Regions from separate parts of the Homo sapiens genome. Here region 2 is linked to region 1. A link is a contact called in ENCODE Hi-C or POLR2A ChIA-PET data. All regions are on one chromosome and are shown on one strand. The core of a region is the stretch at or near the end of the contact, and the rest is flanking DNA. Distances in the headings are between cores, read along the strand shown. Region 1 overlaps DPH5 (diphthamide biosynthesis 5). Region 2 has its middle 40 kb from the start of LINC01307.

The links. Hi-C counts contacts between places; a loop is a spot of excess contacts on that map. ChIA-PET counts read pairs that join two places held with the same protein, here RNA polymerase II (POLR2A). Pooled maps may share reads with other maps.
Region 2: a map of GM12878 shows a loop between it and region 1 (2.8-fold over the local background). The contact joins two enhancer-like sites. A Hi-C loop is called at or near these places in 2 of 168 maps with a recorded cell type or tissue (Caco-2 and GM12878), 3 of 37 single-sample maps with no recorded cell type and 16 of 50 pooled maps. POLR2A ChIA-PET finds 5 or more read pairs at or near these places in 4 of 52 experiments (T-cell, activated CD4-positive, alpha-beta T cell, activated T-cell and 1 more).

The regions. Positions count from the first base shown.
Region 1 is chr1:101,003,067-101,006,646 of GRCh38, reverse strand. All of the region lies in intron 4 of DPH5 (diphthamide biosynthesis 5), which reads left to right. Among named protein-coding and RNA genes, the nearest start is that of DPH5, 21 kb to the left of the region's middle. Within about 2 kb of position 1,791, at least 5 of the 41 ENCODE cell types and tissues checked have a DNase peak (open chromatin) inside an H3K27ac peak, as active enhancers do.
Region 2 is chr1:101,282,433-101,286,012 of GRCh38, reverse strand. No RefSeq gene overlaps it. Among named protein-coding and RNA genes, the nearest start is that of LINC01307, 40 kb to the left of the region's middle. Within about 2 kb of position 1,797, at least 3 of the 41 ENCODE cell types and tissues checked have a DNase peak (open chromatin) inside an H3K27ac peak, as active enhancers do.

The DNA.
Region 1 (3,580 bases), core at 542-3,041:
GTCCAGGGACTAATGTAGTCATGAAAAACCCTAGCTTAATACAAAGAACACCTAGTTTTAGTGTTCTTTGTATTAAGCTAGATTTTATCATCTAGAGTTCTATATCCTTCCGTGGTCTTAGAAGAAAATAATCTAAGCTCTTTCTATTCTTTTAGTCACTTAGGAACAGTTTTTGACTACCTGCTAAGTCATGAGCATATTTAATTTTTTTTCTTCCTTTCTGTTTCCACTTATTACTGGTTCTAATCATTATTTTTTTAAATAGCCACCTTACCATCATTTTTTTCCTACTTCATAGTTTTCTTTTTAAATCGTAAATATAATTGTGCCATTCTTCTATTAAAACAATTTTGGTAAATTAATCCCCATCCTATATAGAATGTTCAGTTACTTGTATGTTGTATTAGTCCATTCTCATGCTTCTAATAAAGACATACCCAAGACTGGGAAATTGACTTTGAGGTCAATTGTGACTCAATTTTGAGGTCAAATTGACTTTGAGGTCAATAAACTGTGGAGTTTAATTGAATCACAGTTCAGCATGGCTGGGGAGGCCTCAGAACACTTACAATTATGTCTGTAGGGGAAGCAAACACATCCTTCTTCACATGACAGCAGCAAAGAGATGCGCAGAGTAAACGGGGGAAATCCCTTTATGAAACCATCAGATCTTGTGAGAACTCACTATCACGAGAACAGCATGGAGGTAACTGCTCCCCCCCTCACCTCCCCCACTACCGGGTCCCTCCCACAACATGTGGGGATTATAGGAACTACAATTCAAGATGAGATTTGGTTGGGGACACAGCCAAGCCATGTTATATATGTTTATGACTTTATCATATTATAAACTCTTTGATTTACTCATTTTCCTATCTGCCATTGCATTCTATCACAGTGCCATGCATATAATGAATATGTCACAAGTACTTGCTGAGTTGAATTTCTTATTTATTTTTTCCCCCAACCCCCTGCCTTCCACCCTGGAGTTCGATCTTGTCTTTGAAATTATATGCTGTAAATTGTCATTTTAAAATTTAATTTACAAGTGGCTCTCATTTATGTGTGAGAATAAATCTTGTAGCTCTTCTGTCTACGTAGTCATTCAACTTTATGTACCTAGTGTGTGGCCATGTGCATACTCTTCCTTAGTGTCATCAAAAATCAATGTTACATCAATGGCATGCAAATTGTATGTGGGGATAAAAACAACAACAAACAAAACCCATCCCCAAGAACAGTATTCTGTATAGAAGAGAAAACTAGTCACTCTTGATTATGTGGTTTTGTGGTACAGTTTTTGACAGTTTTGCTGGCTTGGCTTTCTTTCACTTCACAGATTTAACTGATTTAATTTAGGATATAAATACATGATACTTGCAGGGCTTAATAGAGTTCTTAGCAAGTTTAATTTTTCTTAACAGATTTTTTTAGCTTTAATACCACAGAAAATATTTTTATTTGTTATACAAAATAACAAAAGCATTGAAATCTAAAATGGAGTTTTACAAAGCATCTATGCTTCTAAAAGGAAAGAAATATTGATGGCTATGAGATGAGTTAGGAGACTGTTAAGGTTATTCAGGCAAGTGATATTGAGGGCTCAAACCATGGTTGTAGGGAAAGAAATGAGTAGTCAGCTACATAAAATATACAGCAGAATTTACAGGAATTGGCACTAAATAAGATGTCAGGAATTAGATATATGTTTAGAGAGAAGTCAGGCACAGTTAGCTATTTCTGGGTAATGGCTTAATGCCATTTTAAATATTGCCCAAGACTTCCCGCCTCTGTTACTTTGTTCATAGTATCTCATTCTTTCCCCATGTTCGGCTTCTCCAGTCTTAAATCTTAACTGTCTTTCAAGGTCTAGCTTACGCCTTGTATTTTCAGAAGATGCCTTCAGATGCCCTCTTAGTGGGGGAAATGCTGAATCCTTATAATGCTTAGAGTCTATAGCATATTTAATAATAATTACTACTACCTACTATTGTCTTTCTTGAGCATCTTCTAACTAGATTGTGCCTTATGCCTAATGAGTGGATGTTTTGAGTTTTTTTGGGTTTTGTCCTAGATAAAACATAATCCAATATAAGTTAGGTAAACTGCTTTCTCTATAGGTTACTCCAGGTTAAAATTTAAAAAGGCCTGTGTTTACCTACTGTTTCTTACAAAACAGCTGTTTTTTTAGTCTTTAAATTTAGATTTGCAGCAATAATGTTTTGGAGGAAAAATGATCACAGCACAAAGGCTTATATGAATATTATAGGATGGTTCAATACTTAGGCTTCTGCAATCTCAGTTCTCATCACTGTGTGACTTTGCTCTAGTATAGTTCACTGGTAAGCCCTTCGATTGTGAAACACAAAGAACTGGTTCTTTTGTTCTTTGAGGTATTGACATATGGTGAAATTGTTTGCATAATGTTCCAGGATTCACTGAAGAAGTTTGCACCACAGCTACAGGAGTGGTTACAGTTTATAAATCAGGGTCCTGGAGAGCAGTGCTTGTGTGAGGTTTTCTTTAATCTCTCAAATTAGACAATTCAAAGACACTGCTACACAAAATGCTTTAGTGTTTATATGTGACTTGCATCTCAATTCTTTCTTAAGTGGTCTGTCACTTTCTTTTTGAATGAAGAACTTATTTCCTTCCATGACTGTATTCCCATGACTCTTAAAGTATTTAAGACTCATTTAAAGTATGTATTATTGCATATATAATTTTTTTAACAGTTTTACCTTGAAGCTTTTTTATGGAATAATACTAATATTTCATAGTTTGATCTGAGATGTGAAAAATCCTTTTTAGAATGTAAACAGTTGAACTTGTCAGAATGAAATCATAAATGTAGTTTCAAGTATTTAGTAATATTTTTGAGCTTACTCCAATAAGGAAAGCAGTTGGATTAAAGCAGGACACAGCATTTTAGAACATCTTCATTATTAAAACATTATCATTATTATATCATCAAATTCCTAACACTAAGACTTTTCCATGTGCAAGGCACTACTAGGCACTCTGCATACTTTGTGTCATTTAACCCTTAAAAACCACATTTTTATGTTTACAGTTATTATACCCATTTTGTAGAAGGGTTCCTCCCAAGGATTGGGAATGTTACTTGACTTGTCCATGATTAATCATAGTAAGAACCAGTGCCATGACTGCAGAGCCTTTCTCTGCTGTATGAGACATGAGCAAGACTGCACAATCCATGAGAGCCAGAGCTGTGTTTTGCCTGTCATTTTAAACCTGTGACTAGCATAATACCTGGTACATAGTAGATGATCTGTAATAAGTATTTGTTGGCTAAGTTTGCCTCTCATCACCCAATAATAATAACAAAACCCCTCAGCAGGGCCAGGACCGATCCTGGTAGCTTGGCACAGAGTGAACATATTCCTGGCATTCCACATTGGAACTAGAAATACATTGTCACAGGGAAACCTGTCACATGTGGCAGGAAGTTTCATGACTCAATACTTGGAGTTACATGGGTCTTTGTACACTGACCTGTGAATTTGATTGCTACTGAATAGCATAACTTCTATGAGATAATATGTTTTTAGGCAGCTTT
Region 2 (3,580 bases), core at 548-3,047, 280 kb before region 1:
TGAGATCTGCCCTCTTGACAAATTCATAAGTGCACAATACATTAATGTTGCACAGCAGATCTCTAAAACTTATTCATCTTGCATAACGGAAACTGTACACTCATTAGAACATGAAGGTTTTTTTAAGAAATTCTACTTTGAAATAACTTTAGACTTACAGTAAAGTTGCAAAAATTGTAGTTTCTATATACACTTCACCCAGTTTATTGAAATATTAGTATCTTACATAAATGTAATGCAATTATCAAAACCAGGAAATAGACATTGATACAACAATATTAACCAAATCTACAGACCTTGTTTGAATTTCACCAGTTTTCCCACAGATTTCTTTTTTTTGATCCAATCCAGGATCTCATATTGCATTTAGCTATTATATCTTCTTCATCTTCTTCAATCAGTGATAGTTTTGGAAAATCCAGGACAGTTATTTTCAAAATGTCCCCCAGGTTTTCTCATGAATAGATTGAAGTTATGCATTTTTGGCAAGAATGGCACAAATAGGATATTGTGCCCTTCTCAGTGCATCATATCTGGAGGTACATGATCTTGGTATGTCCTATTATTGATGAGGTTATTCTTGACCACTTGGTTAAAGTGATGTATGTTGGGTTTCTCCACTGTTAAGCTTACTATTTTTTCCCTTTGTAATTAGTAAATATCTTTTAGGGAGATACTTTGAGACTATACAAATATTCTATTTCTCATACTTTCACCAACTAATTATAGTATCCATCCATGGGGCTTGCCTACAGCAATTACTACTATGGCATTTGCCAAATATTAATCTTCTATTTTTCTGATTCCTTCTACATGTATCAACTGAAATTCTACTGTAAGGAAGAGCTATTTCTTCTTCCCTATTTGTTTATTTGGAGGCATTTTATGAGGATTAAATGAAGTAGGACATTTACATGGTGTCTGGCACACGGTGAAGGCTCAGTAGGTGTGAGTCATCTTTAATATTATTATTACTGAGACAGTATGGAAGTTATGTAACTAATTGTTATGTGACTAATATTTTCTAGTTAGAAATGAGTATTTCTAACATGTTTAAAGGTGTTCCAAAATGGTCTACTATATTAGTTTGCTAGGGCTGCCATAACAAAAGATGACAGATTGAGTGGTTTAAACAACAGAAATTTATTTCTTGCAGCTCTGGAAGCTGGAAGTCCAAGATCAAGGTGTCAGCGGGTTTGGTTTCTCCTCTCTCCTTGGCTTGGAGACGGCCACCTCCTTGCTGTGTCTTCACGTGGCCTTTCCTCTGTTATGTTGGCACCTCTGCTGTCTATCTGTGTGTTCTCATTTCCTCTTCTGCTAAGGACTGGTCAGATTGAATTAGGGCCACGCTAAGGGCCTTATTTTAGCTTGTTCAAGTCTTTAAAGGCCCTGTGTCCCAATACAGTCACATTCTGAAGTACTGGGGCTTAGAGTTTCAACACATGAATTTGGGAAGGGGGAGACGTCATTCCACCCATATCTACCTATTTGCTTTGAAAAACTATTGTGAGCAAATCATTTAACATGTGAAAGCACTTTCAGAACTGGAAAGCACCGTACAAACATAAGGCAATAGTATAACAATACGACAAATTTTGGTAAGCATTCATGCACTTTACATTTCAGGTACTGAAGCATTCCTTTACAATGTTATTGCCATTATTCATTTAACTTTCCTTTCACGGCTGCCACGGAACTCTGGAAGGCCCACTTCAACCCGGGCACTGTCTGTGTTATCGCACATCCTCAGCGAGTGTCAACCACATCAGTGTGTTTTGCTTGCTTTTTGTCTTTCTGAAGCGTGGGCTTTCAGCAGCTCATTTCAGGCTATCCCAGCTACCTCTTCAGAGGCCCGAGGCACCTCCTTCCTCACAGGGAAAGCTGCCTGCGAGGCGGCCGGCAACCGCCTCATTTCCCCGTCTACCAGCTGCGTAGCCTTGGGCAAGGCCCCTCCGTGCAGCACTTCGTCCCAATTCCACGGCTGAAAAAGAAGGATAACAATCCTCACAAGGAGGCTGAGGATTAATGAGTTAATCTTTATAGAGCATTTGGAGAGCACACAATGGACAAACCCCTATTTATCTCTTTGTAGAACTAGCCTACAAACTAAACTCCCACTAGGAAACTAGGACCCTTTTATATAATGTTTACTTGAAGGAAGCAATCTGCAGATTCTAATAAATCTTAGCTTCCCAGAAGTGGGAAAAAGCACACATTTCACTATATCTGAGTAAGTAAAAAAGTAGAACAATTTCTCCCCACCGAAGGTTTTGCTTATCAGAGGCTAACAGAGGCCAGGGAGAAACTGTGACCTGTGGTCTGCCTTGCCTGTCATGGATAAGGAAGAACCAGAGACTCTCCCCAGGGCTGTCAAATGTTTTTAGAGCTGACATCCTTGCGGTCCACAGCCTCCAAACTCAGAGCGTGTGGGAGGAGGGGATGGATACAATTTAATTGCCTCCTGCAACTTGCCAAGCCCACCACCATTTTCCCAGGCTAGCAGTAGCCATTCCTTGCTTAATAGTAGTGCTTTCAAGCCCTTCAGAGACAGGAGTACTTCAGCAGCCAAAGTGGGAAGTCCTTCTTCCAAGTCTTCCAAGGCCTTTGGCCACTGCCAAAGCACCCCAGAAAAGTCTGTCTGTAGGAACTGTCTCTGTTTACCATGTTGCATTACCTCTTTGCTCAGAATCAATCACTCCACCTGTGATTGATTGCCAGGGGCCACCAATACTGCTTTAGGGGGAAGCTTTTCTCCACACCACATCCCTTATTTTCCTTGCCTCACTCCCAGGCAATTTTCACCACAGGTCTGGCAACAGCCTTCTAAATGATCTCCATAATTCTGCTCCCTAATCCCTACTGCATGGTCTTCCCTGCTCCTCTCCACCTATCCAACTTCTAAATCTGAAACAATAAAATCTTACAAATCCCACCTCTATTCTCATATCCCTTGGAAGTTCTTGTTTAAAGGATCAGTAGAGATTAGCCAGGCCAAGAGAATGCCTGTGTGTGAGACGGGGCGAGGAGGGAGAGAAGAGGGCCAGAGAGCAACAGGGACTGCAGAACAGCACATACAAAGTCGTGATGTGAGAACGTGGCTCACGTATGCAACTACTCGGGACTCAGCAAAACTGGAACCTAGAAGGAAATAAAGCTGGCGAGGATCAGCAAAGCCAGGCCCCCTGTGAAGGAGTTTGGACTTTATCTAGGAGAAAGTGGGGGCCATTGAAGGGTTTTAAGTACACAAGTGTCACAAACAAGTTTGCATTTAAGAAAGATTTCTCTGGCAACAGAGCGGAGAATACATTAGAGGAGAAATACTGGAAGCAGAGAGACCATCTGAGAGGCTGGTACAATTATCCACAGTTGATGACAGCAAGGGGTAAGAAGGAGAGGGGATGTTAACTTCAGCAGCGTTACTCAAAAGTGTTGTCCTTGGGCAAATGCCAACTTCTGGACCAATGTCTGTCCTCCAACTGTTTTTCCTGATCTGTTATGAGATAAAGAACTTGTGCCAGAATGTAAAGTCAAGGCAGGCACTTATTGCTTCATCATAAAAAGTCTTGCTTTAGGGGGGAAA